7 separate regions of the Mus musculus genome follow, and all the other regions are linked to region 7. The links are chromatin loops, found by intact Hi-C in ENCODE. Cell type or tissue: heart. All regions are shown on one strand.

Evidence for each region. Peaks named below come from ENCODE experiments on the same cell type or tissue, not always from the same donor. Only the 100,000 strongest peaks of a DNase experiment are listed, where the experiment ranks them.
Region 1: it touches region 7 in a loop (5-fold over the local background); 30 of 42 quality-filtered maps call a loop at or near these places.
Region 2: a loop joins it to region 7, with 2.4 times the contacts of the local background. A loop is called at or near these places in 4 of 42 quality-filtered maps.
Region 3: a loop joins it to region 7, with 4 times the contacts of the local background. A loop is called at or near these places in 7 of 42 quality-filtered maps.
Region 4: it touches region 7 in a loop (3-fold over the local background); 6 of 42 quality-filtered maps call a loop at or near these places.
Region 5: a loop joins it to region 7, with 4 times the contacts of the local background. A loop is called at or near these places in 21 of 42 quality-filtered maps.
Region 6: it touches region 7 in a loop (2.6-fold over the local background); 2 of 42 quality-filtered maps call a loop at or near these places.

The regions. Positions count from the first base shown.
Region 1 is chr5:136,059,364-136,063,363 of GRCm38, reverse strand. Upk3bl (uroplakin 3B-like) reads right to left here. Exons shown (of 6, transcript NM_001359361.1): 2 at 3,481-3,633; 3 at 3,083-3,302; 4 at 2,105-2,181; 5 at 1,737-1,857. Among named protein-coding and RNA genes, the nearest start is that of Upk3bl, 4.1 kb to the right of the region's middle. In heart, a CTCF peak has its summit at 1,559 (motif pointing right); a DNase peak (open chromatin) is centred at 1,573; H3K27me3 peaks cover 1,666 bases.
Region 2 is chr5:135,901,708-135,905,707 of GRCm38, reverse strand. No RefSeq gene overlaps it. Among named protein-coding and RNA genes, the nearest start is that of Hspb1, 16 kb to the right of the region's middle. In heart, a CTCF peak has its summit at 1,628 (motif pointing left); a DNase peak (open chromatin) is centred at 1,957; H3K4me3 peaks cover 1,167 bases; H3K27ac peaks cover 1,852 bases.
Region 3 is chr5:136,184,816-136,188,815 of GRCm38, reverse strand. The region is part of intron 5 of Prkrip1 (Prkr interacting protein 1 (IL11 inducible)); the gene reads left to right. Among named protein-coding and RNA genes, the nearest start is that of Prkrip1, 12 kb to the left of the region's middle. In heart, a CTCF peak has its summit at 1,859 (motif pointing right); a DNase peak (open chromatin) is centred at 1,880.
Region 4 is chr5:136,197,463-136,201,462 of GRCm38, reverse strand. Prkrip1 (Prkr interacting protein 1 (IL11 inducible)) reads left to right here and starts at 2,509. Exons shown (of 6, transcript NM_025774.3): 1 at 2,509-2,688; 2 at 3,605-3,683. The coding sequence starts at 2,563. In heart, no CTCF peak of the experiment used is centred here; DNase peaks (open chromatin) are centred at 1,718 and 2,392; H3K4me3 peaks cover 2,252 bases; H3K27ac peaks cover 1,716 bases.
Region 5 is chr5:136,043,976-136,047,975 of GRCm38, reverse strand. It overlaps Upk3b (uroplakin 3B), which reads right to left. Exons shown (of 6, transcript NM_175309.4): 6 at 2,983-4,000. The coding sequence ends at 3,882. Among named protein-coding and RNA genes, the nearest start is that of Upk3b, 7.5 kb to the right of the region's middle. In heart, CTCF peaks have their summits at 1,635, 1,836, 2,426 and 2,931; a DNase peak (open chromatin) is centred at 1,795; H3K27ac peaks cover 253 bases.
Region 6 is chr5:136,133,585-136,137,584 of GRCm38, reverse strand. It overlaps Lrwd1 (leucine-rich repeats and WD repeat domain containing 1), which reads left to right and starts at 1,511. Exons shown (of 15, transcript NM_027891.4): 1 at 1,511-1,713; 2 at 2,852-3,086; 3 at 3,535-3,651. The coding sequence starts at 1,634. It overlaps Alkbh4 (alkB homolog 4, lysine demethylase), which reads right to left and starts at 1,440. Exons shown (of 3, transcript NM_001347492.1): 1 at 1,291-1,440. The coding sequence starts at 1,407. In heart, a CTCF peak has its summit at 1,562 (motif pointing left); a DNase peak (open chromatin) is centred at 1,474; H3K4me3 peaks cover 2,656 bases; H3K27ac peaks cover 1,591 bases.
Region 7 is chr5:135,980,334-135,984,333 of GRCm38, reverse strand. It overlaps Zp3 (zona pellucida glycoprotein 3), which reads right to left. Exons shown (of 8, transcript NM_011776.1): 1 at 3,892-4,000; 2 at 1,577-1,695; 3 at 69-172. Among named protein-coding and RNA genes, the nearest start is that of Zp3, 2.2 kb to the right of the region's middle. In heart, a CTCF peak has its summit at 1,824 (motif pointing left); a DNase peak (open chromatin) is centred at 1,703; H3K27me3 peaks cover 174 bases.

The DNA of each region.
Region 1 (4,000 bases), 79 kb before region 7:
TTCCTATGGATCCTCCTGCCCCTGCCTCTCCCGTGCTGGGATTAAGGGCCTAGGACATCATGTTTGGCGTTCCCTGTCCCTTTGTAAGCAACTCTACTGAAAAGAATGAAGATAATTCCTTTTTTTTTCTTAAAAAAACAAAAACAAACAAACAAACAGGCTGGACAGTGGTGGCACATGCCTTGCACTTGGGATTTCTGAGTTCGAGGCCAGCCTGGTCTACAGAGTGAGTTCCAGGACAGCCAGGGATGCACAGAGAACCCCTGTCTCGAAAAACAAAAAACAAAAAAGCAAAACAAATAAACAAAAACAAAAGACCCAGGGTCTCATTTATCCCAGGATCCCAAGACATTCCTCAGGTACCCCATGCTGGGGAGGAAAAGGCGGAGCCTTGGGAGCCCCATGTGAGCCAGAGCGAACTAGCAGAAGCCAAGGATGGGTGGGCGGTCAGCGATGGCTGGGACCACGCCTTCACCGGGATGTCTCAGCAATGCGATCCCTACCCTCTCCTTAACCTAAACCTTAAGTCACGGCCTTATCAGGCTCCTAAAGATAAACTTAGAGAGTCATTGGGTCTCTCTGCTTCTCTTTCCCATGTGGTCACATGGAATATATCTCCCTACCTTTGACTGCTTTTTAATTTCTTTTATTCCATTATTTTGAAGTGTGTGTGTGTGTGTGTGTGTGTGTGTGTGTGTGTGTGTGTTCGTGCGTGCGAAGTGTTAAGGCCAGAGGCATTGGATCCCTTTGGAGCCAGGTAGTTGTGAGCCGTCAGATACGGGTGCTGGGAATTAAACTCAGGCTAAGTATAGCTGAACCATCTTTCCAGCCTCTGCTTCTCATCATTACCTGTGTGTCTAACTGGCTTGTCCACAATGGGTGGCTGAGCCTAGTTTGTTAGGACTGCCAGCCCTCAGGCTTTGGCCGTAATAGCTCCAGGAATATATTCTTAATGCCCTGGCCCAGCCTGAACCAATACTTCTCAGCCTTCCTAATGCTGAGACCCTTTAATTCAGTTCCTCATGTTTGAGTGACCCCGGACCTTAAAATTATTTTCCTTGCTACGCCATAACTGTAATTTTGTTAATGTAAATATCTGATATGCAGAATATCTGATACGTAACCCCTGTCTGTGGAAGGAACATTCATTCACCTTTAAAGGCATCTCCACACAAGGTTGAAAACCACTGTTTTAAAGGTTATCACGGCCAAGTCTCCCTTGATTACACTCCATTGTTCCCAGCAGTGAGACAGCTCCGTTTCTCTGCTGGACACCTCCGCTCTCTGCTCATGCCTGCTGGCATACTTCCTCCTTCTCCGAAATTCCCCCAATACATCCCCACATGCCTGCCTCCCCTTCACAGAGATGCCTCTTCAAATCCCTACAGGTGTGGGGTGTCTTTTCTTCTGGGAGGTTTTGTGCCAGCCCCGGTACTTCAGCTCTGCCTGAGATGTCAAAGCAAAAGCTTTTAGTGGGCTCCGCCTGAACGTAATTCACCTCTACCTGTAGGGCCTCACTGTTGGGAGTGTTTTCTGACTACCTGCTTGCAATTCCAGGTATGGCCGCGAGGGGGCAAGCGGCGACTGCTGGGAAATCAGGCCCCTGATGGGCAAGAGGGAGAAGGGCTTTAGTCAACACCGCCCAGCCTTCAGGGGAACCGACTTCATCAAATGGCAGCAAGAAGCGACCAAGGCTACTGCTGAGAGGCAAGGCAGCACCAGTCTAGTTCACTCACCAAGCGGATATGACCAGTACGAGGAAGACCACAAGCAGGATGGCCAGTAGGATTGACAAGAAGGCAATGATGACCACAGTGCCCTTGCCCTGGGACCCTGGAGCTTCTCGGAATGTCTGGGCTGCACAGGCAAGCAGGAAAGAAGCTATTTAACCCCAAAGGGGGCCTTTGGGCAGCTTCCAGACCAACCATCCTACACCCAAGCTGAGACATGTGAGAATCATGGAGGGATTAGACTAGGGCAGGGATACTTGCAGAGCACAAAGTGGTGCTGCAGTTCTTGACAGGGGGAGACCTACTTTTCCCAGCCCCGTGATGTCCCCAGCCCCCACCCCACACTATTTTTTTGAGATCTTATGTTCTCCTACCTTGCTGCAGGTAGATCTCCTCGGACCACAGTGTCTCAGCCACGGGTCCCTCGGCACTCATCGCCAGGAATTTCACTCTGAGCAGGAGACCAGAATTGGTCATGTACAGTAGCCTTCACTTTCATTAAGCCTCTGTGTGCATGCGCACGCGAGTGCATGTGTGTTAGATCACTCAAAACAAACATCTAGTGAGGGAAGCCAGGGGACCAAGGCTGGTCTCCACCTATGAACGCCTGGTCTAGAGTAGAGACAATCCATTTACATGGTCAGGACCTCCCGTGGCATATGGGCATTGAGCTGGGGGATTGCTACTTTCAAAAGCTGTGAGGAGGCTAGAGAGGTGTTCAGCACTTAGCAGGACATATTGCATGCATGTCAGGTAGCTCAACTTCAGTTCCTGGGGACCAGACACTCGTGGCTTTTAGGGGAACCATCGTCCACACAAGCAAACCCATGCACAGATACAAGCATAGTTAAAAATAAAATAAATCTTTTTTTTTAAAGAAAGAAAGAGGGCTCAAGAGTTGAAGAACACTTGAAGTTGTTGCAAAAGTCCCAAGTTCAATTCCCAGTATCTACATGGAGGCTCACCACCTCCTGTGACGGGCACCAGGCACATGTGTGGTGCACAGGCATACATTTAGGCAAAATACCCATACACCTAAAATAATCAAAGTAAATATAAAAGAAGAGCTGTGTAAGGACTTGCCCACAATCCCCCAGTGAGAGGCTAGGGGTATGCTAGAGTGGCAATCTAGCTTTTCCAGGGCCCAAGTTCCATCCCTAGCACCACAAACATAAGGAAGGGAGGGAAGGACGGAGGAAGGGAGGGAGGGAGGGAGGGAGGAAAGGAGGAAGAAGACTAGGGAGCCCAGCCATCCCACTTGACCTCAACAAACCACCCAATGGCTACCCACCCCCACCCCCATCTCCTGTTTGTGCCAGGCAGGTGTCCCTGACCCCAGCTTTGCTGCTCACCTATAGGGGCCGGCCCCTGGCAAAGGCGAGTTACAGCCCTGGGACTCCAGGGAACAGTTGTTGTCATTCCCAACACGGAGGACTCGGAGCTGGCTGTCAGGCTGGCCACCCTTGTAGTGTACCCGGTTGGCCCTCAGCGTGAGATAGTAGCCATTGCGGTCAAAGTTGGCAGGGGCATGCCTGTCTTCTACCTTCCGTGGGGCGGTAAAGTTCTGGGCGGCTGGGGGTGGCACTGAGGGTCAGCCGTCACGTGGGCAGAACCACGTGTTACGTCCTAGTAGGCTTAACCGCCTTTCCCAATCACATCCCCCAAAGTACCTACTTCCCATCACCCCCTGCCTGCCAGACCTCTTAGACCTGCCCGGGTCACAGTGAGAAAGCAAACAGGCTTAGCTTACCGTTACTGTGAGCCACCACCAGCCAGATGGGATCTGGGTCAGAGAGGTTGACGTTCTTGAATTGGCCCAGGGGTTGCTCCAGCGTGAAGGTAGATTGTGTGAGTCTCCCCTCCAGGGTGGCCCCGAGGAGCTGGGGGGCATAGTTAATGCTCTCTGGGGAGGGTGGGAAAAGAGGGCAGAAGTAGGCTGAGTAACAGTAGTCCAGCTTCAACCAAGGGAGGGCGACTCTGTCTCCAAAACCGCAGATCAAGGGGGGGTGGGAATTAAGGAATCACATTGTCTACCACATTTCACTAATAACTTACTTAATTAATTATTCACACCCCCACCCCTCTGTGTATGTGTGTACATACCTATGCCTGTGTATGCCACAGGTCAAGGACAATTTTTGAGAGTTGGTTCCCCACCATGTGCATCCTGGGGCTCCGACTCTGATCATTAGGCTTGACAGCAAGTGTCGCTAGCAGCTGAGCCATCTTACCAGATCCAAAATTAAGGAATCTTTAGGCGAGATGCCCTG
Region 2 (4,000 bases), 79 kb after region 7:
CAAAAAGGGTGGGTGTGGGAGAGAGAGAGAGAGAGAGAGAGAGAGAGAGAGAGAGAGAGAGTGTGTGTGTGTGTGTGTGTGTGTGTAAGGAGTGTTCCCTAGAGTTGAAGATTCTTCTTGCAAAAGAACTGCTGGGAATACTGCTGTCCCTCCACAGTGCTGACTTCTCAGTCTGCGTGAAGTAAGGGAGGGGGGCAGAAGGGTGGAAACCTGGCCCCTCGGTCAGGAAACGAGAGTTGGGCAACTATCGGCTGGGTAAGCCCAGCCTGTTCTGAGTCAGTCTTTGAATTTTAATCATTCTAACTGTTGTCCAGAGCCCCACCATGATATACCCTATTGTGGGGGCAGAAGCTAGAGGTGCCATATCATTGGTATATGTGGTGCATTGACTTAAAAAACAAAACAAAAAACGCAAGGTTTTATTTCTAGTCTGGAAGTCAGAATGCCTTTCCCTTCCAAGTGCTGGGAATAAGGGCATTGGACAGAGACTAAGCCGTGGTCACGGACTGGATCCCCCTCTTAGACGTTTCAAGACAAAATGAAGCTGGGTAAGGATAACAGGCCCTGGGAGGGAGCTCAATCAAATTGGTAAAGTGTTTGCTTATCATACATGAAATCGAGCCAGGTGTGGTGGTGCACACCTTTAGTTTCAACATTTGGGAAGCAGAAGCAGGTAGATCTGTGAGTTCAAGGCCAGCCTGGTCTACAGAGCGAGTTCCAGGACAGGGCTACACAGAGAAACCCTGTCACAAAACAAACAAACAAAAAAAAACAACAAAAACAACCCACAAACTCCATGCACATCAAGACCACCAGGGTGCATGTGGGGGCACACCTGCTGAAGTGGGGTACACCTGATATTCCTAGCACTCTCAGAGGCTGGAGGCTGAGTTCTAGATTGAGAGCTGGAGCCGAGGCTAGGTTGGGAAGAGTGTGCCGTGCTTTTACCAGGACCCAGCACCCTGGCAAGCCAGGCGACCTGTGCTCCAAAGGACCGTCAACAACTGATGCTTGCTGCCTTCCAGCCTACCTGAGGAAATTCACATCCCAGGTTCAGGAAAAGAGCCTGGCTCCGGAAGAGGCAGTAAGCAGTAGAGGATACCCCAACACCCTCTTCAGGCCTCTGCATATGCCTGTGTACACAACACACCCACACAAAATCTTTTTTAAAGTTGCAAGGTAATGTTCAAGACTAGCTTGGATTGCATGAAACCAGTCTCAGAAAGAAAGGAAAGCAAAGTTAAAAGCGGGGGAGGATGCTGAGAAGATGAGGTGCAAAACGAAGACACATTTCTGGGGTTCAAGGCCTACTTCCATACATTTCAGACTAGCTTGGGCTGCATATGACCGGGTCTCAAAGTTTTGTCAGGCCCTGTGAGTATAGAACTCCAAAGACGGCTAGGAGCAATGTTGTGAGTTTGAAGCCAGAGTCATACAGTTAGACCTTGTCTAAAAGAAACAAAAAAGGAAAGAAAGAAAAAAGGCCAAGGAAGGTAGAGCGTTAATACAAGATCCTGGAGTTGGGGTAACTGGGATTGGGATTCAGGAATCTTCCCTTCTGGGATCTATTTTCCCCAAACCCTCAATGACTCCAGCACCGACGTCCTCTGCCTCCCCCTGGTGGGTACTGCCGGTTCTGCAGCTGTCCCCGTTAGTGCGGGTATTTGCTTCCAGCCTTGAGCCCAGACCCTGATGACAGTAGCGACCTCGAGGCCAGCCCATCTGAGATCTCCATTCCCGAGTTTCTGCATGTTCCCCTTCCCAAACACCTGGGCTTGAAACGAAGGATTGTGCTGCCTGCGTGTGCCCATAAGAGCCAGGCATCTAAGAGTGACCACTCTCCTACCTCTGGCCATTGCGGACTGCCCAGGTACCCGGCTGTAAGCTAGGCAGGGCTGCGGCTCAGCCCCGCCCCACCCAGCACGGAGATTGCCTTCTAGCCCGAGCGTGGCAAGAGCCAATCACAAGCCAGCATCTCGCCTCCGTGCCAATGGCCGGCCTGTTGCTGGGTCTCGCATCCCTCCTTTGGAATTCGCCTGCCGAGCCCGCCGCAGTGCTAATGCGGAGCTTATCATGGCTTCCGGGTCCTCTTCACTCCGCTTTGTCTCCTCCTTTGTAGTCCTTACCGAATAATCTGCTTTGGCCTTTTAGGGCGTAAAAACCTCCTTTAGAGGGTGGTGCATCAAGCTCCAGGTGGTCCTCGCCCTCAGGGTTGCTATAGAAACAGTGACCCACTCTCTGACCTCTAAGCTTGCTGCAGTCCCTAATCTCCATATTATCTTCCCGAACCGATCCCAAGAAATCTATCTACATTTCTCCTGTGTCCTTAACTGGGGAACCGGGGCTCAGCATCTTTGTGCTCCAGTCCACATACTCTGGGAGAGCCCAAAGGTGAATGACCAATATGCCAAGTTTCATCCCCTCACACGCTGGCCCTTTGGTAGTGGGCTATGATAGGCTATGATAGTCCGGGGGACCTAGAAGCCAGTTTCTTCTCTCTGTAGTATTCAAGGCCCCAGCCAGCTCTGGTCAGATATTTACGATTTCAAATTAATGGTGGCCAATTAGGAATCAGCTTGCAACAAGGTCAGAAGAAGAAAAGAGTGTCGGCTCCTCCCTTGTCATTTTCTAACCATGAATTAGGGAGATGAGGCTAGGTGTGGAGGTGCACGCCATTTATCCCAGCACTCAGAAGGCAGTGGCAGTCTTATGACAGTGAGTTCGAGGACAGCATGGTCTGCATACCAAATTCCAGGACAGCCAGATAGACAGCTACATAGTAGTAGTAGGAGGATTGGAGGAATTGTGTGTGTTTACATGTGTGAGTGAGTTCTCTCCTTCCACCATGTGGACCTCAGATATTAAATTCAGGTCTCTCAACAGACTTGGCACGGGCTCCTTTCTCCACGATGCCATCTCATTGGCTCAAAGATCAGTTTTCTGTCATTCAGCCATGCCTCATCTTGTATGAGGGAAGAAAAATCAGGGTTTGAATTCACATTTCACTGTGTCCTAAGTATGCAGGGCATACCATTTAGCCTACCTACCTCACAAAGAGTGTCGGTGGAGGGCTACACAGAGAAATCTCAAAAAATCAAACCAACCAAACACACACACACACACACACACACACACACACACAGAGAGAGAGAGAGAGAGAGAGAGAGAGAGAGAGAGAGAGAGAGAGAGCAAACTATAACTCATGGCTCAGGTTTGTAATTCCCGGATACAGGGGTGAGATTGGTATATGGAGGTGCTGAGACAGGAGGATGGCAAGTTTAAGTCAATGAACTCCTGTCTCAAAATAAATTGGGTAGGGAAAGGGGAGATTAAATTACCTCAGTAAAAAGTAGACCTCTTGCTTAGAATCCCCCAGTGAGGGGCTGGGGGCATGGCTTAGTTGTAGAGCCCCTGCCTAGAATCCCCCCAGGGAGGGGCTGGGGGCGTGGCTCAGTGGTAGAGCCCCTGCCTAGAATCCCCCAGGGAGGAACTGGGGTGCAGTTTTGTGGTAGCAAGCTTACCTTTCATGACTAAGGCTAACGACATAGAACCAAACAATTACTTGATACTCACTGGCTTCCTGCTGCTGCTCTAAGGAATTGGCTCAGTTGCAGCACACACACAGGGCTCAAAGCCCTGGGTTCAATCTCCAGCACCACAAAAAATGATACAGGAAGCTGAGTGTGGCAGAGTATGGTTATGTATATTTCTAATTCCAGCATTTGGGAAGCTCCGACAGGAGGATCAGAAGTTCAAGGCCAGCCTAAGTCAGAAATGGACACTTCAGTTGCCTAGCAACCAGACAGCCTTTGGTTCCATCCCTCTCACCACAGAAATCTAGTGTGACACATGTCTGTGATATTGAAGGCAGGAAGATCAGGAGTACAAGATCATTCTCAGCTACACAGCAAGGTCAACACTGCACTGTATGAGACCTTGTTTTTTAAAAGGGCGGCAGCTGAGTATGGTGGTGCATGCCTTTAATCCCAGCACTTGGGAG
Region 3 (4,000 bases), 200 kb before region 7:
GTGTGCACATGCCCATGGACGCCGAAGGCCAGTGTCTGCTTCTTCTTTAAGTTGTTCTTGCTTAGCCTGGAGCTGACTGATTTGGCTAGGCTGGCTGCTAGCAAGCCTTGGGGAGCCTCCTTTCTCGGTCTCCCTGGAGCTGGGATTACAAGCACACATTGCCATGCTCGTTTTTTCCATTGGTACTGGGGATCCAAACTCAGTACTGGCTGCTCCATTTCCTGATCTTGATTGATCCTCTTGGTTTTTAGTTTTTGTGACAGGCTCCATGCAGCCATCCTGGCTTGGTCTTAACTATGTAGTGAAGGCTGATTGTGAACTGACCCTCCAGCTTCCACCTCCTAAGAGCAGGTGCTGGGTCTTGCCTTCTACCATGTGTGAGTTTCAAGGATCAGGTCGTCAGGTGTGATAGCAAGAGCCCTCACCCACTGAGCATCTTACCAGCCCTATGTATTAGGGTCTTATTTATGTTTTATTATTTGTTGTTTTGTTTTGCTTGATGTAGTCTCACGTAGCCAAGGCTGGCCTTACACTCCTGACCCTCCTACCTCTACTTCCAAGTGTGATTACAGACCTGCACACCTATGGTTTTTAGCTCCATGCTGTTTCCTAGACTTTATGTTGCTGCTCTGTGGACTCTGTACACATGCTGCTTTCACAGTCCACTCAGTGTCTCAAAACCGCCTTCAACAGGATGTGGGGTGTCCTTTCGGGGAGGTTTCTTCACTCTTGCATAGATTTTGTCAAATTGGGTGGAAAAAATTGTTTCTGTTCATTTGTAGTTTCTAATTGTCTACCCACAGGTTGCCTCTTCCCCCATGATATCTCCATTTTGTGGTTGATCCTATCTTGTGAATTTTGTTTCAGTGACATATAATATAAGGAAGATCTAAAAGCTTCCATTGGATTCTAATGTATGCTTTTCACACCTTTACTGCAGTTTCTACCTTCCCATTAATTTTTTTTTTTTTTTTTTTAAAGATTTATTTATTTATTATATGGAAGTACATTGTAGCTGTCTTCAGACACTCCAGAAGAGGGCGTCAGATCTCGTTACGGATGGTTGTGAGCCACCATGTGGTTGCTGGGATTTGAACTCTGGACCTTCGGAAGAGCAGTCGGGTGCTCTTACCCACTGAGCCATCTCACCAGCCCCCATTAATTTTTTAAAATATTTTTTTGTTTCTGTTATATTTTTGAGACACGGTCTTTCTGTGTAGCCCTGGCTTTCCTGGAACTCATTATATACACCAGGCTGGCTTTGAGCTCACAGAGATCAGTCTGTGTGCTAGGATTAAAGGAGGAGTATACCAGCATCACCATGCCTGATGGATCTCTGTGAGTTCAAGGGCAGCCTGGTCTACAGAGCAAGTTCCAGGACAGCCAGAGCTACGCAAAGAAACCCTGTCTTGGGGGGAGAAAAAGACCTTGCCTCAGTTGACTGGGCTGGTGATGTAGCTCAGTTGTAGAGTGCTTGTCTAATGTACAAGGAGTCTGGCTTTCATCCCCAGAAGTGCATAAAAACTGTTCCCTGGTTACAGGAATCTATAGTCCCAGGACTCATGAGTTAGAAGCAGGGTCTGAAGTTCAGAATTATCCTCAGAACTGCATTGAATAAATGTCATCATTGGCACTATGCACGGACCACCTGTGCATCTCAAGAAATGCCTCATTGTGTATGCTTGGTGTTGATGACAGAGGAGGAGTAAGTCTGCAGGTCTTCATCAGTGGCGTACATGCCTGTCTTCCCACCTTTCTGATTATATCCTCATTGTCATTTTGTAAAAGAATAAGATTTTCTTGATACCTGGTTGAAATGAATAGAAGTTAATGTAGTGCTGCCCGAGTGTGCCACAAGGTGGCCCCAGCACACCGTGGAGCTCCTGTAGGTTGGCAGTAACGCATCTGAAGTTATCTGGTTCTTCTTAAAAGGGGATTGAGAGCTTAGCAGGAAGGGCAGCTGCCTAAGGCTGTGTTTGTGCTGTGTAGTAACTCAGCACCCTGCAGTGTGGGACATGGGTTTGAGTGACAGCACCTGGCTGGCTATGAGCCAGTTTGGAATCTTTTTTTCTTTTTTTCTTTTTTTTTGGTTTTTCAAGACAGGGTTTCTCTGTGTAGCCCTGGCTGTCTTGGAACTCACTCTGTAGACCAGGCTGCCCTTGAACTCAGAAATCCACTTGCCTCTACCTCCCAAGTGCTGGGATTAAATACGTGTGCCACCACTGCTCCGCCAGTTTGAATTCTTCTGAGTCCCTGAGCACCGCAATGATTTATCTGAACCACAGTCTTGCTTCCCTAACACAGCTGCCTCCCAAGGGGGTCTGGGGTGACTTTAAGGCTCTCTGTCACTGGACACAACTAGAGCACTTTGCTAGGCTCAGTGCTAGCTACATCTTGGCCTCGGTTTCTCTTTGTCTGGAGGGCTCAGCTGCTGCCTAGTTCATCAGAAGCGGCCATCTCCTCTTGATTATTGCTTTACAGGTATCTCCTGGCACTGCTAGGTGTCCCCTAATCAGAATGACACAGAATTCCCTTTAAGTTAGTGATGTTCTCTAGAGGCAGTCTGTCTAGATGGCTCTAGCGTGTGCTTTGGACCAACATTCAGAGCCACAGGATTAAGTGTAATGGACTGGAAAGCTGCCCTGTTCTTTGTCCTTTGATCATGAAGCCATTGTATTCCCGGCTCAGGAATCTTTAGAGTACATTGAAGCGGTGTGGAGAACGATAGTGACCTATAACCCTTACTTACAACAATAGCTAACGGATTGCTGTTTCTCCCTTGCTTTCAGTTTCTTCATGCACGTGCCCTGTTCTTGTTAACACTGCACTGTTACCGCAGAACTTGAATCGCACGCAGGCCATCTCCCTCAACCTTGCAGTTCCATAGTTCTAGGGGATTTTGTTTTGCTCTGATTTGGGGTGCGGGATGTTTTGTTTTGTTGTTGCCCATGGGGAACAAAAACAAAAACTGTGTTATCATCAGTTGTACTCAGTGGTATGTCTGTAAGCTGAATAAAATTTCCAAATGGGCTGCACTGTGGCTCAGAGGATAAAGGTGCTTACCAACAAGGCAGAGGACCTAAGTTCAATCCTCAGGCCCTCAGGGAAGGAGGAAAGGACTCACTCTGACCCCCACACATGTCTCATAGCATACATGCATACATAAAAATATATAAATATAATATAATAAATCTTTGACTTGTGGCTTTAAAGTACTGTGTAAACTAAATAGTAAAGAGTAGTGCAAGGTGAGGCTGGTCAGTTAGATGGCTTAGTGGGTAAATGACTTGCCACCAAGCCTGACAACCAAGTTCAGTACCCAGAACCCACATAGTAGAGGAAAGAACTGACTCCTGACTTCATGTGTGCTTTGGCACACACCCATACACTTACACAGTAGAGAAGTTAATATTTAAGAAAGTAATGAGAGGAAATAACTAAAAAGGAAATATCAGAGCAAGTTTGGTACTGTGGTTCCAGCACCCAGGGATTGCCTGGAGTTTGAGGAAAGTGTAGATTGTTAGAAAATCCTGTCTCAAATATATCCCCGATGCCAAAATACCTTCCTCCAAAAGATTACTATACCTTCTTTATGTTTTGGGGGAGTAAGTTTTCTTAGCAGGATCACCTGTGGTGATTTGAATTAGAATGGCTGACAAAGGCTCATGTATGTGAATGCTTAGCCATCAGTTGGTATGGTTTGAAAAGTTAGGCCTGACCTTGTTGGGTAGGTGTGTTCCGAGAGGAGGTGTATTTGTTGCTGGGGGTGGACATTGAGATTTAAAAAGCCTAAGCCAGGCCCAGTGTTGTCTCTCTGCCCACTGCCTGAAGATCAGGATGAAAGTGCTCAGTGCTTCCCAGCACCACCCTTGCCTGCCTGCTATCCTGCTCCATGCCCTGATGGGTAGGATGAAGCCCGGAAACTCTAAGCAAGCCTCCATTTAAATGCTGTCCTTTGTAAGAGTTGACTTGGTCATGGAGTCTCTCCACAGCAATAGAA
Region 4 (4,000 bases), 220 kb before region 7:
GCTTCTAGAAAGTGATTTGGCATAGGATTTAAGTAAACACGCTTTTACTTAGGACAAGATGTTATTAGGAATCAATTCGCTGATTATATATTTAAATAATAATGTTATTATGTACAGTACAGGGATCGGAAGCCGGGACCCGTACATGCTGGAACCGGTACCTGTACATGCTGGGCAAATATGGCCATCGTCAGTGACCTCACTGGTGGACTCTGGGCACGTCTCTACCACGGAGCAGAGCAAGCCCTCAGTTCCTTTTGTCCTGGCTGTGTTTTGAGATAGAACATTACTATGTAGTCCTGGCTGCCCTAAACTTGATATGCAGACCAGGCTGGCCTTGAACTCATAGAGTTCTGCCACCCAAGCACTGGAATTAAAGGTTCCTAGCATCATGACTGGTGCCCTTAATTTTTTTTTTTCAGACAAGGTCTTGTGATATAGCCCCAGCTTGTTTTGAAATCTCTGTCCCTCTGCCTCCTAAATACTAAGATCACATGTATGTGCTACTGCACTCCTCTGGATAGTTTTCTTTCTATCTTTCTTTCTTTTCTTTCTTTCTTTCTTTCTTTCTTTCTTTCTTTCTTTTCTTCTTCTTTCTTCTTCTCCTTCTCCTTCTCCTTCTCCTTCTTCTACAGGCTTGTGCCTTTAGGCCATCTCCCATAGCCTGAGTCAGGCATACCTGCCAGCAGCTCTCTCTGGGGTAGAGTTCAGAATCAGTCAGTGGTGTGATCTAGCAGCTCTCTGTTTATGGCATCTTGCCCTTCTGTGTTTTGTGTCATATTCACTGTGCTGAACTAAACCATATGGTGAGAAACTTTGTGCTGCCCCTAAAGAGTTACCAAAAAAGCCCCTTCCTATGTTCTGGGAATTTGGTCACTCCTGGGTGTGGGGGGGGGGATTGCTGCAAGATTATCCTGGATTTCTGAAGAGGCTCCTCTGTACCCCACACACTACCTCTTCTGACTTCTCTCCTTTCTCTTCTTCACAGTTTTGTTTTTTTCTTTTTTCTTTTTTTCCAGACAGTGTTTCTCTGTGTAGCCCTGGCTGTCCTGGAACTCACTCTGTAGACCAGGCTGGCCTCAAACTCAGAAATCTGCCTGCCTCTGCCTCCGGAGTGCTGGGAGTAAAGGCGTGTGCCACCACTGCCCGGCCTTCCTTCCAGTTTTAATGAAGCTCCTCTCCAGGTTCCAAAGGGAAGCCTCTTGCTCCCTTTAAGGCCCCACCACGTTCAGAGATCCATATACTGTACTGTCTATTGTTCTCCCTCCATCTCCAGCAACAGTCAGCTTTGAGGCCCTTTCATTCTAATAAGCTTCTTCTAATAAAGGACTTGTTTCAGTTTCCTTGCCTACAAGATGTTACTGTTACCATCTTGGGTTTTTGTTGTTGCTTGTTTTGTTGTTGCTTGTTTTTTTGTTGTTTGTTTTTTGAGACTGGCTTTCTCTGTGTAGTTCTGGCTGTCCTGGAACTCTCTCTCTACAGACCAGGATGGCCTTGAACTCAGGGATCCATCTGCCTGTAACTCCCTGGGTGCTGAGATTACAGGCCTGCACCACCACTGCTGGCTCTTAACATCTTTTACTATAGGGAGCTACTTCAGTGCCTCACGCATGGTCAACAAAACACTCCACCACCAGAAGGCCGCAGTTCCATCATTCTCCATTACTTTCACCTTCAAGTGAAAGACTTGAAGTTAATTCCTCGTCAGGTAGATTGGAATGGCAACTTCCTTTATTCTAAAACAGACTCACATACTCAGGCTCGACTGGTGGCGCTGTACTTTCAGCGTGGCCAAGGAGATCGGGTCTGTCTTAAGAGTTCAGTTACAAAGGAGATTATAAGATTATTATAGGAATCGGGGTGTGAGAGGCTGGCGGATCTCCGAGAGTTCGAAGACAGCCTGGTCTACAAACCAAGTTCCAGGACAGAGATATACAGAGAAACTCTGTGTTGAAAAACAAGACAAACAAACAAAAAAACAAAAAAAAAAAAAAAAAAAAAAAAAAAAAGGAAAGGAAAGGAAGGAAGGAAAAGAGGGAGGGAAGGAGACGATATGGAGAGGGCGGAGAAGGGGAGAGAAGAGGAGGAGGAGGAAGAGAGAGTGGGGTAGGGAGAAAGTAGAATAGATAAAAAAGAAACGGAAAAAAAAGACAAAGCCCAGGAGCGAGCGAAACTGGGAGGGACGTGCCAAGAGTCCCAGAGCAAGCTGTGCGAAGTCCTTGGGGACCTGAGACGTCGCCTGGGGCCAGCCCACTCATCATCACTAAAGGCCGTCTCTTCCTCTCCGGATGTGAGAATCAGGCAGCCCTGATTTGTTTTGAAACAGGAAATGAAATTAAAGTGCTATGATCAAAATAAACCACACTGACCTCGCGTTCATGAATATTCAAGCAAGCTGCTTAGGACTGCCTCGTACCTCCGAGGAGAGAGTGCGCATGCGCCTCAGGAGAGCGCCCCTCCCCCCGGGGGTTTGAGAGTGCGCGTGCGCGGTTGGCGCGCTCTTCTGTCGTCATCAATACGAGCGGCCGCCGGCAGCTTTCGTAAAGGAGTAGGAGAGCGGCTATGGCGAGTCCTGCTGCCGCTTCTGTGAGACCGCCCAGGCCCAAGAAAGAGCCGCAGACGCTGGTCATCCCCAAGAATGCGGCCGAGGAGCAGAAGCTCAAGCTGGAGCGGCTCATGAAGAACCCGGTGAGTGGAAGTGGGCCGAGGCGCAGTCCCTTCACCCCGCCGCCAGACCGAGCAAGGCTACATTCAGTCCCCCTAGAGCAACCCTGGGGCGGAGAGGGCGGCCCCGTGGAGGGAGCCTCGCTCCTGTTCTTGTCCTACAGCGTAGCTGCACGAAGGCGCTGCCCAGCCCTCCACACCCTCCTTTTTCTTAGTTTGCTGTTTGCGGTATCATGGCGTTGCTCGTGCTGTCCACGTTCCGTACCGAATCGGCTTTGTAAGATAGGCAGACCTCGCATCCGGGCTCCTCGCATCCCGGCTCCTCTTACCTTATCTTCCCTACGAGCTGGGATGACAGCCCTGCGCTACTATTCAGTATTGCTTCACAGCCCTTTCTATTTTAATATATGAACCAAAGCGGTGGGAGCTGGGTATGGTGGTGCACACCTGCTATCCCAGCACTCTGGTGGCTGACCCCAGAAGTTTGCTACAAATTCGAGGCGAGCGTGGTCTACGTAGTGAGTTTCAGATCAGCTAGACAGTGAGACCTATCTCAGAAACCAACAAAACCCAGAATCGATGTCTTAGCAAAAGTGTACAACTCCAAATAGCAGCCATTATTAAAGAAGCATTGGACGCCAAATTTGGACCACATCACTCTTTACCTCTTCAATGGGCCTCGTAAAACAGACAGCTCATATCTTTGACTAGAAGAGGTTGGCTCGTCTCTTAGTGACGTAGATTCCAGACTTGTTTAGCGCAGGAGAACTTTGGCCCACGTTAGACCCCATGGTGTAGTGGATGAAGTAAGGCCAGGGCAGCAGAACTACACTCAGTCAGCTCCAGATTTGAGAAGCGTGCTCAGTTGAGATCGTCAAACGGGATGTACCTTCCTCAGCAAGTGTATGTTCATAGATGCTTTTCTGTTTAACTGTTCCAGGACAAAGCAGTTCCAATTCCAGAGAAAATGAATGAATGGGCTCCTCGAGCGCCTCCAGAATTTGTCCGAGATGTCATGGGTAATGTCTCTTATGGGTGTCAGGGGTTTATAGTTTTTGTTTTGTTTTTTTTTTAAAGATTTATTTATTATATGTAAGTACACTGTCGCTGTCTTCAGACACTCCAGAAGAGAGAGTCAGATCTTGTTAAGGATGGTTGTGAGCCACCATGTGGTTGCTGGGATTTGAACTCCGGACCTTTGGAAAAGCAGTCGGGTGCTCTTACCCACTGAGCTATCTCACCAGCCCCGGGTTTATAGTTTTTAAGGGGAAATATGAAACACTATTTTCTTTTCTTGTCAACTAGATCTTTGATAGGAAAATTAGTCTGGGGCTGG
Region 5 (4,000 bases), 64 kb before region 7:
CAGAAATCCACCTGTCTCTGCCTCCCAAGTGCTGGGATTAAAGGCGTGCGCCACCACCGCCCGGCTGCTGCAGATACTCTTAACTGCTGAGCCCTTGCTCCAGCATCCCTGCCTTTCAAATCACTATTATTCTGCAGGAGAGAAGGGTACCGAGTGGCCTGCGTGTGTGTGGAGATCGGACGCCAACCATGTGAACTTGTTCTCTCCTTTCAGCTTTACCCAGGTTCCAAGAATCAAACTCAAGGCTTCCTAGCTATGGCGGCAAATGGCTTTACAGTCTGAGCCACCCCGTCCACATTTCCCGGCCAGCCATTTTGCAAGTAGCACGCTGTGCCAATGTACCATGCTGTGCTTTGGAAAGTTTTGTGGATTTTTTGTTTTTGTTTTTTTTTTCGAGACAGGCTTTCTCTGTGTAGCCCTGGCTGTCCTGGAACTCACTTTGTAGACCAGGCTGGCCTCGAACTCAGAAATCTGCCTGCCTCTGCCTCCCAAGTGCTGGGATTAAAGGCGTGCGCCACCACCGCCCGACTAGTTTTGTGGAGTTTAAGGCTCTCTGTTTGCTTGCTCCTTCTCTCTTCCTAGGGAGAAGGGAAAAGCCACAGCAAGATAGCACATGGTTAGCTTTCCGCCTGCCATCTTGAGACTTGAGTCTTGGGCAATGGTGGGGGTAGGGTGGGGTGGGTGGGGTGGCGCGTGCATGTGCGTGTGTATGTGTGTGTGTGTGTGTGTGTGTGTGTGTGTGAGATGTGTGTGGGTGTGCCAGTGAGTGGAAATCAGAGGCTCTCTCCTCCTACCATGTAGGTCCTGGTGACCAAACTCAGTTTGGCAGGCTTTGGCAGCAAGCACCTAGTAGCCTCCTCCCCAGCCATCGTCTGGTCTCTGTGTTGATGTTAGGGGCTAGGGACGTAAATTCCCCCTCCGTTGTTGGTAACACCTTCATGAAACTTGAACAACAACTGACACAAGTCTCTGGACTGGGGAGATGGCTCAGCCGTCAGGAGCACTGACTGCTCTTGCAGAGGGTGCTGGGTCAACTCCCCGTACCGACACAGTGGCTCCCAACTGCCCATAACTCCAGTCCCAGTAGCTCAACCCCCCTCTTCTGACCTCTGCGAGCACCAGGCACAAATTCAGTGCACACACGGACATGCAGGCAAAACACTCATACACATAAAACAAACAAAGCTTAAAATTTTTTTTTTGTTTTAAAGAAGGCTGTGTTATTTTCTATTGGGGTGGGGAGATGTCCCCAGGCACATGCCCTGCATATCTGCCACTCTAGAAGTTGAGAAAGGAACATACAGAGTTCAAGATCTAGTGAGCGAACATATCAAGATCTTGTCTCAGCACGCACACACACACACACACACACACACACACACACACACGACACCCCCCACCCCCACCCGCACCCCCAGAACTCCTTTTTCTGGGAATGTGATGGAACTCTCCCTGGTGTTAGGTGCATGAAGATCTCCATTCTCATTCCTGTGTGCATGTGTTTAATTTTGTGTTTTTGAGGCAGAGCCTCAGACTGTAAATATGACAACAGTCTTTAACTCCCAGTCCTCCAGTTTCCCCATCCATCTCTAAAGTATTGGCCTCAAAATCACAGTAATTTAAAAAAAAAAAAATCACAGCAATTCTCCAGCCTCGGGGCCCCAACTGACATCCCACTGCCTCTCCCACTCCCACCCTAACCCTGACCCCATCCCCTCCACCCCACTCCGCCCATGCGGGCCAAGCCTGCTGTTTTCCATTTTCTTCCCTTTCAGGACTTTGTAGAGATTGCAAAGGCATACTCTCGCCCCCGTGTGGCGGCGGCGGGAATCACCACAGACTGTAAAAGTACCTACAGCAAGCCACGGGGCACCAGGATCACAAAGTCTGGGGATCCTTTCGCAAGTCTAGCTGAACCTTTAGCTCTTTAAAATAAATCTTAAATCATACACTTTAAAATAAAATTTAAAATACACCTGAAAAATAAAGACCTGTTAATTATCTTGCATTTGCAGGTGTCGGGGTGCAGAGGACAAGGGGATGGGGAGGTTTGGGGGGAGCACACGTGCCTTATTTTTGTAGAGGTCAGGGTCAGAGGACAACTTGCCAGAACTGGTTCTCTCCTCCCACGTGAGAACAATTCATGAATTCATGTCAGTCGACTTGATGGCATCTCACAGGCCCTTCATTCATCTTTTAACTCAGCAAATACCAGTGGTCAAGGAAACAAGGACGGGTGCTGGGACAAGTTGTGTGGGTGTGGGGGACCGAGTATCTCTTTCCCAACGCCAAGGCAGGTTAGCCCTCTCCTGGTCCACAGGGCCCTCTGCTCTCATCTGGTCCAATTTCAAAAGTTGCTCCACGCACGTTTCTCTGGCCACTGGAGCATTTGGCTGGGTGCAGCTTCTATCTACACCTCTAGGGGTCACCTGCATGCTGGGGGTTCGGCAAGATGGGGACTAGAACTCAGAGGCAGAGGTTCACCGACTTGATAAAGATCTGCCACTGAGGCCTGTGCCAGGAGGGAGAGTGGCTGTGGCCGCTTGATTCTGAAAAGTGAGCACGTTTCTCTGTTATTCCAAAGCACAAACTGGCGGCAATCAAAGGACCCGTAAGAGGCAGCGCCAGAGCACCACCATATGCTCCTGTCGCAGAGCCAGCCTGAGCAACACTCCTGCCATAGTAACATTTATTAACTTCCAAAAAGCTTGATCAGACAAGCCCCGTGGGACATGGGGTAGGGTGGCTGAACAGTGAGGGCAGGCAAGGGTCGCCGTTAAAGAAAATTTGGTACCTCTGCAGGCTCAGCCTGGATGAGTCGGAAATACATTCTTCCCTGACCCCTGACAGGACAGGAATGCAGATGGAGCAGTAAACTGGAGTGCATGCGCAAGGCCCTGCTGCCACGGGGCTACAACTCGCGGGCGCCCCCGCATGGTGATGGCAGGAACCACTGGCTTTGTCCTGGAGAGCTTTTCCTTTGATCGAGTGTACAGTGGGTCTCAAAGAGCCCACTATGGTAATTGGGAGAGTGACTCCGAGGATAGTTTGAGAGCATGACATCTCCCCAGCAGTAATAGATCCCACATCTGGACAGGTGTCAGTCTGCGATTCAAAGCAAGGTAGAGTCCTCCAAAGTTACAATCAGCTTTCCCCGAGGCCGTGTCTAACACTGTATGTGGTGCAGAATGCCAGATGCACAATAAATGATGCTGAGTGAGCCGAGAAGTGTGCAGAACCATCTCTCTGTGTGCACAGGGGCTGGGCTAGGTAGCCGACTGTCATTAATAGCCATTTACACTCTCTAACCAGTACACTTGGTGAGACCCATCCTCAGAAAGAGCGAGGGGGACGAAAGTGGTATTTGTGTAACTGCACCCCACCCCTGGTTGTTGGGTCAGACGGAAGGTGGCCTGAACCTCATATAACTCATGATGGGCCCAGCCCAACCTACTGACTGCCCAACAAGGCTGCCTACCGGGTTGTGTGTTTTTGTTTTGTTTTGGTTTGTTTCATTTGAGACCTGCTCCTGCCAGATATCCCAGACTAGCCTGAAGTACATGACCCTCCTACTTCAGCCTCCCAAGTGTGGGGATCGTAGCTTGTGTCAACCGTCCTGCTGCGTTCTCTGAAGTCTGGCTAAGGTGAAGATGAACTGGCCACCTCCTCTAGCCTTACATGAAGGAGGTTAAGTTGGCCAAGCTGACCTTGACCACCTGCAAGCATACTTACAGACAGAGCCTAGTGAGGGGCAAAAGCAGAAATAAAACAGCCAGGCAGATAGAAGGGGCTGTGCAGATGCAAGACCCCCACCCCCACCCCACAGGACCTGCACATCTGCTCTCTGCCCCTCACCCCAGGCCCAAGCTACAGAGACCAGGCTACGGGCTGAGACTGGGAAGGGGGTCCAGGCCAGGCTCGCAGCCCACCGGCAGTGTGGCAGCTTCGCTGGGGGGGATATGGTGAGTCATGTAACGTTTTCCCATGAAGGAGCCAATCC
Region 6 (4,000 bases), 150 kb before region 7:
ACTCTTCAGTTCACCAGTTGATATAATAAACACTTGGGTGTTTGGTCACTCTGAATGCTGCCATGATCCAGACATAGTGACATATGCTTGCAATCTTAGCTTATGGAGGGGGCGCCCTGGGGCCTCTAACTAAAGAAAATAACTAAAACAAAAAACTTGGCTCAGGCCCCTTTGATCTCTTTAAGTGTCTGTCGCCTCAGCCACCCACAGCTCCTATCTCAGGCCTCTACTCAAGCATTCCCCTGGCTATGCATCCCAGCAACTTGCTACAGCACTGCCAGGGCCATACAAATGCTCTGAAGTTATTTTTCATTCATTCATTCATTCATTCATCCATCCATTGCCCATTTTGATGGAAGGTGTTAGCCTGGTCAACAGAGAGCTAGAAGGGAAACATTTTAACATTCTTCCTGGCCTACCTGACTCCTGATCCTATTAGTATCTTGTAAGACAGATTTGTTTTTGTTTTTCAAGATGGGCTTTCCTGGAACTCCCTATGTAGATCAGGCTAGCCTGGGACTCACAGAGATCTGCCTGCCTCTGCATCCCAAGTGCTAAGTCTAATGGCATGCACCACCACTGCCCGGCTGTAAAGCTGATTCATACAGGTTTGTTTTCCCAAAAAAATTTCCCCCAAATCAAAGCCTGTTTTGGAGACAGGTTTCTCTGTAGTGTAGTCCTGGCTGTCCTGGAACTCACTCTGTAGACCAGGCTGGCCTCGAACTCGGAATTCCACCTGCCTCTTGTCTCCCGAGTGCTGGGATTAAAGGCATGCGCCACCACTGCCCGGCTGCCTGTGCTGTCTTAAGTCGCTCATTCCCTGTCTAATACAGGCGGCCTAGTGTTCAGCACTCCCTACCATTTCCATGCAGTCTCCCTTGTGCTCCGGAAGCTCACTCAAAACCAGACCCGTTCAGTCCAAGTTATTTACCACTGCCCCCCACCCCCACCCCTCACCCCCCAAAGTCACAGAGATGATGTGTGACAGCCGCTTCCCTACTGCCAAGGTAACTCCTAAAACCTGCTGGGCGGCTGAGGTCCGTTCTCCAGCCTCTCTGCCTTTCAAATGCAGAGATCTCGGCGTGCACCAGCATTTCCCCGCCCTTCCATTAATCAGCCGATGGCACTTGGTCCACCTTTTGGGTTTTGTGAATATTGAAGATATAAGCGCTCCAAACAACTCACCTACCGCGAGGCTTTGGTCCTTGGCTGTTTTACAGGCAAGCTGGGCCTTAGTTTCCCATTAAGATGAATAGATTTTCTGGCTATGACTCTTTTCCTAGTCCGTACCTGAAGGCAGATCTGCCAGGGCGGGTCCCTGTGGCGTTGTCTCTCGCAGATAAGACAGGTCCGGATGCCCTTACAGCCGCACTCCTGCAAAAGAGAAACTTCAGCCGCCGCCGCCATCGCGTCCTCCGATCAGTTAAGAGCGCAGGCGCGAGACGCAGGGGCCGCTGGGAGTTGTAGTCATCGCAGAAGCAGGAGGTGGGGCGTAAGGCTGGCGTTCTACTTCCTTCCGGTCGCAACGGACTCGCAAAGGGTTTGTTGTGCGCCACCTCCTGGGCTCCCCGGCAGCGGGCCTTAGCGACCGGACTTCGTGGAGGCGCGGGTTCGGTTGAGCCCTCGGCCACCCATGGCTCCTCTCACGCCGCAACTGCTCCTGCAACGTGGGCGACCCAAGACGGATAAGCTGGGGAAGATTCAGAGTTTGAAGTAAGAGCATGTGGGGTTGAAGCGGATCCGGGGCGTGGGGTTCTTCCCCGCCAGGGTGGTTTGATGGGCGGAATGCAAGGCTCAGACCCCTCCGTCTCCTCCTCCTGCCCGGGTTATTCTGTTATCCGGGATTCGAGCCCCAGTCGAATCTCGCGCCAAACGGAGATGTGGGAGATTGGCAGCCAACGCCCGGCGTCAGATAAACTTGGAGCGAACGCCCTTAGCCTTGCGCGGAGTGGAAAGACTGATGAGATACTAAGGGATGTTGAGGGATCCTGTGTAGCACGGAACGGGCTAGCAGGAACTAGTAAAAACAAGAAGGAACTTGGAAGTCTTGGGCTCTAAAGTCATTTTGTTTTGTTTGTTTGCTTGCCTGTTTGTTTTTGAGACAGGGTTTCTCTGTGTAGCCCTGGCTGTCCTGGAACTCACTCTGTAGACCAGGCTGGCTTCGAACTCAGAAATCCACCTGCCTCTGCCTCACAAGTGCTGGGATTAAAGGCGTGCGTGTGCCACCACTGCCCGGCAACAAAGTACTCTTTAAGGGAGGGAAGATGGGCCACAGAAATGATCTGCAGATAAAGGTGCCTGTCTGTCATCAAGCCTGAATTCAATCCCTTGGGCCCAGACAGTGGAGCAAAGCAGCTCCCTAAAACCATGACCCCCTTAATCACGCTTTGATTGTGCCCATTCCTATCCACACACCACACACAGATACATAGACACTCTGTAATACATAGAAAGGTAAGTTAGGAAGTGAGAAGGCTAGAACAGTTGGCATAGCTCAGTTGCTACATTGCTTACTAGACATGCACAGAGCCTGAGTATCCCTAGGGTTCCATCCCTATCAACACCTGAACAGCTCCCAAGGGGTGGCACATGCCTGTCATCTCAGCACGTGGGTAGGGGGAGGAGAGTTAAGTTCAAGGCTTTCCTGGACTACGCAATGAGTTGTGTAGGATGGGATCTCTTGAGTTTTGCGGCCAACCTAGTCTACATAGTTCAGGCTAGCCAAGTCTAAAGCAAGCTTCATGCTTGCACAAGAACTTTGTTGGTGGAAATCCCTCTGGGACAGATGGGGTAATTAATGGGAGGGTCTGGCCCGCTCCCTCAGCTCTCTTGCTCTCTGCCCTCACCCCAGTCTGTCGGGGCTGCAGCTGCTCTCAGAGCACTTGGATCCCAATCTCCTGGGGCGCCTGAAGAAGCTGAGGGAACTTGACCTCTCTAACAACTTGCTGGAGACGCTGCCTGCTAACCTGGGCCTGTCCCATCTGCGCATCCTTCGCTGTACCAACAACCAGCTCGGGGATGTCACTGCCTTGCACCAGTTCCCAGAACTTGAGGAGCTCAATCTGGAAGGCAACCCCTTCCTGACGGTGAGAGGGACCAGGACTCTGTGGGGCAGACTCAGGCTCCATTCCCCCCCCCGCCCCCCCCCCCCCCGTTTCCGTTTTGTTTTGAGACTGGGTCCGATGTAGCACAGGCTGGTTTCAAATTAACTGTGGGTCCGCAAATAGCCTTAAATTTCTGCTCCTCCTGCCTCTGACCTCCTGAGTTCTGACCATGTTCCACAAAGCCCAGTTATGCGGTGCTGGGGACCAAACTCTGGGCTTTGTGCTTGCTAAGCAGGCAGTCTGCCCCCTGAGCTACATACCCACTCCGTTTGGGTTTTTGTTGTTTTGCTTGTTTGAGGCAAAGAGTCTTGCTCTGTAACCCAGACCAACATCAAACTTGAAACGTCCCTACCGTACTCTCCCAAACGTTGAGATTCCAGGCATGCGTCCTTACTCCTTCCTGGCTTTCTGTTATCTCTTCTTCCGTTAGGTCAGTGACAACCTCAAAGTCTCCTTTCTCCTGCCCAAGCTTCGTAAGGTGAATGGCAAGGACACGGCCTCCACCTGCTCACAGGTGGAGAATCTAGATCGGGAGCTGATGGACAGGGTAAGGATGATGGCGTGGGGGTGGGGTCCTTGGTCATAGCAATTGGGTACTGAGTGGGACAGAAGTGGAGTTTTGGAGCTGTGTAACAGAGATTCTTGCCCAGACAGCCTCAGGTCTGAGGTGGTGAGTCTGTTTTTTTTGTTCCTTTCTTTCTGTGTTTGGAGACCCTGTCTCCAAGGTATGCAGCAAGCACAGCAGGACACCAGCGAAGCTAGACTCACAGTGAGCTGGTTTTTGGCACATGCTCTTTCTTGCTTATATAGCCCAGGTGGCCTAGGACTCTTCTGCCTCAGCCCCCCAAGTGTTGGTATCACCACCATGTTCAGTTGAACCAGACTGATTTCAAGTC
Region 7 (4,000 bases):
AGAGGGGCTAGGGACAGCCTAGCGACATCTGCATTCCCCCTACCAACGCCTCCAGCCCTCTGACTCACCCTCCATCAGGCGAAGAGAGAAAGCCAGTTTCTCCTCTGAGGACACAGTGGCTCTGAAGGGAACCCAGGTGGGCTGGATAGGGTGGCTGCTCACATTGCCCTGCCTGTGGGGAAAACTCCAGCTGTTTCCATATAAACCCATCCCGGGGCAGTGTGCAATCATATCCCTACCCTATTACAGAGATCTCAGAGATGGATAAACTCAGTAGCCAAGGTCCCCAAAGGCTGGGCTGGTTCCTTAACCCCCTGAGTGCCTACACTTGACAGCAGGAAGACGTCCCAACCATGGGGACAGACACCGAAGCACGGATAGACAGGGCTGAAGGCAGAAGCTCCACTAGTAAGCTGAAGTCTGGTCTCTATCAACTTAGGCCCTGGTGAAAGGCAACCAGAAGCCAGAAGCCATAGAGTGGCATGGCTGTTACCACGCAGCTCTGGGGAGGCTGAGGCAAGACAACAGGAATACTCCATTCTGACTCCATTTCAAAAAGGGCAGGCTGGGGACATAGTTGACAGAGTGCTTGCCTGGTGTACATTCCATCCCTGGCACATCATAGACTATGTGTGGCAATGCATGCCTTGCAGTCCCAGCACTCAGAAGGTCCAAGCAGGAGGATCATAAGTTCAAAGCCACCCTGATCTACAAAGCAAATGCCAGGCTAACCAAGCATAAAGTATAGACAGTGAAACCCTGTCCAAAAAAAAAAAAATACCAGTGAACAAAACCAAAAGTCCTACCCCTGGATAATTGTGGTACAGGCCTCTCATCCCAGCACTCCCGAAAGGCAGAGGCAGGGAAATCACCGAGTATGAGGCCAGCTCTGTCTACATAGTTAAGACAGCCTCAAAAACCAAGCATTAAAAAGAACAACCAGACACAATGAAGTATCCCAGGCTAGAGCCCCAAGAGGATGTCTAAGGATGTCCAAGAGGATGACCCCATACCTGTAATCCCAGAGCAGGGGAGACTGAGACACACAGTGAGGGCAGAATTATGGCCAGACTATAATACAGGCAGGCAACACTGTGACAAGAGATTGTCATCTATAGAATCCACCTAAGAAGCTGTCTGAGCCAGGCAGTGGTGGTGAATACCTTTAATCCCAGCACTTGAGAGGTTGAGGTATATATCACCAAGTTCAAGGCCAGCTAGGATACACAATTCCAGGTCATCCTGTGAAAACACGGAACAAAGCCAGATCGGCTAGCCTATACACTATAACTCAGCATTTAGGAGGGTGGAGGCAGAAAGATCCGAATTTGAGCCTGGGCTTCATAGAATCCTGCCTCAACTTCATCTCTCTCCTCCTCCAAAAGGCAATTGGTCCCTAATCCAGACCTGGCCTCAGACTTTGCCCCAGCAGGCTGCCTAACCATTCACACATGGGACAATCATCATCACAGCTGCCAAAAAAAAAAAAAGAGCATTGTCCCTGTCAGAGCATACATCCTGCTTGCAGGCACCCATATCCAAATCCAGGAAGCCAGCCAGCACAACTCTCACTGACCTGGGGTATCGGCACTCAATGGGTACCTCCACACGGTTAGTCCTGAGGATGGACAGGCCACTCACAGGGCGAGGGTCGTGGAGTAGGAAGGTGCTGTACACCAGGGCATCTTTCGTCATCTGAAACGAAGGTATAGTGTTAACCAGATCCAAACCCTGTGGATGCTTGCTTGGCCCATGGGAGGCATAGGGAATCCAGCCTAGGAAGGCAGCCAAGGCTGAGGTCAGCCTGCCCTCTGCTGCTCTCTGCTGGCCAGTAAAGGAATCAAAGAGCTGGATTACAGTGAGCATGCCAAGTGACTACCAGCACTTGGGTTCAATTCCAACCCTCCCATAATAAATCACAGCTGTCCATAACCCCAGTTCCAGGGGATACAGCCACCCTCCAGGGTGCCCATACAAGCAAAACACCCACACACATAAAAATCAATTGTAAAGCTTTTTAAAAAAATTAAACAGTAACGGGGCAGTGGTGGTGCACGCCTTTAATCTAAGTACTTGGGAGGCAGAGGCAGGTGGATCTGAGTTTGAGGCCAGCCTGGTCCACAGAGAGAGTTCCAGGACAGCCAGGGCCACTTAAAGAAACCCCTTCTCAAAACAAAATGAAAAAAAAAAAAGTGTAACAGTTGCTATTAGTTTTATGATACAGGTTGGGCCCAGGTTGGCCTCCCAAAGAGGATTACTTGAATTAGAAACCAGTGTTAGGAGTCCACGAAATTCTACTTTAGGATACCTTTGCGTTTACTGGGCTTATGCACTAAGCATGGGTGACCTCCAAAGCAGCTACATGCCAGGAAAACTCACCCTGGCATAGATGACCATTCCCCTAGAGCTGTGTGGAATCACCACCACCCCCAGCCCCCACCCCACTCTCGTCTTTCCATACATGTTTTAGCACATTTCCAGACCCTTTCAACAAAGGCAGAATTAGACACAGCTGGTTGGGAGGTGTGGAAGGAAGTGATCAAGACCAGGTGAGGAGCCAGGCTTATCCAAGGTTGACCTGTACCTAGCTCATCCGCTTGGACCTACCACCCCACCACAGTTGAACCTTTTATAAAACAGGCCTCCTTGTAGCTCAGGCTCTCCTTAAGCCTGCTATGCAATCCAGGATGACATCGGACACCTAATGTTACGATCTCTGCTTCCCGAGTGCTGGATTACAGGCACGTATCACCAGATCCTAGAGTTTTGTGATGCTGAGGCTCAAACCCCGTGCCTTATGCTTGCTAGACAAGCTGAGCTACATCTGCAACCCAGCTGAAATGCTTAAGATCTTTATGTTAATAAAGATTGTCATAATGCCCTCTGCCCCATATGTCTTTTAGGTCAAGGCTTCCAGGTATGGTGGTGCACCCCTGTAAACCCAGCACCAGAAGAAACAAAGGCTGGGCCGGGCGTGGTGGCACATGCCTTTAATCCCAGCACTCGGGAGGCAGAGGCAGGCAGGTTTCTGAGTTCGAGGCCAGCCTGGTCTACAAAGTGAGTTCCAGGACAGCCAGGGCTAAACAGAGAAAAACCCTGTCTCGAAAACCCAAAAAAAAAAAAAAAAAAAAAAGAAACAAAGGGCTAGGGTTATTAGTATAAGACCTTCTCTTAAAAAGCCAAATTCAGGGCACATGTAGCTCTTCAGTGGAGTTGCTTGTCTTGACCTTGCAAGGCCCTGGATTCAATCTCTGGCATCGGCGACCGATTTTCTCTATCAGAGATTAGGTCCGGGTCTTTATTGTTTTTGTACAGAGTCTTTCATGTAGCCAAGGTTGTCCTTAAACTCCAATTCTCCTACCTCTATTTCCCAAGTGCTGGAATTTTGTGCACATGTTAACCAGGCATGGCTTTAGCAGGATTTTTAATGCCTCTGGCAAGCGCCTGAGCTGTCCTCTGCATCCCTCTCCAACATCGAGTCCCATCACCCTTCTATTCTGTTCGCGAGGAGGGACCTCAGATTTTCAGGAAAAGCATCCTAGGAATGAGGACCTAGCAGTGGTGGCTCATGCCTTTAATCCTAGCACTCAGAAGGCAAACGGATCAGAGTTCCAGGACAGCCAGGGCTACACAGAGAAACCTTATCTTGGGGGAAAAACGTGAGTCAGTGACCCCAAGAACACAGCTACTTCCATCCGCCCTCCATTCACCAGCTTCCTTCTAGCAGAGTCCGAGTCCCAGATCGCCTCGCTCAGCCCGAGCGCCATCTTCCATCAACAACCACTCCTGAGCCACAGTGAAAGAAGACAACCCCATCCCTCAACAGCTCCATTGCCAGACCACCTCCCCGCATCCATTCCCCTAAGCAACCCGAAGGATGCCACGCCTCACCTGCACCCTGCTGCTGCACTCGTGCAACTGGGCGTTGAACCTGACCACGTCGGTATCCACGGACACCCGGGGCTGACAACCCTCTGAGCCAAGGGTGAGGTCCCCGGGC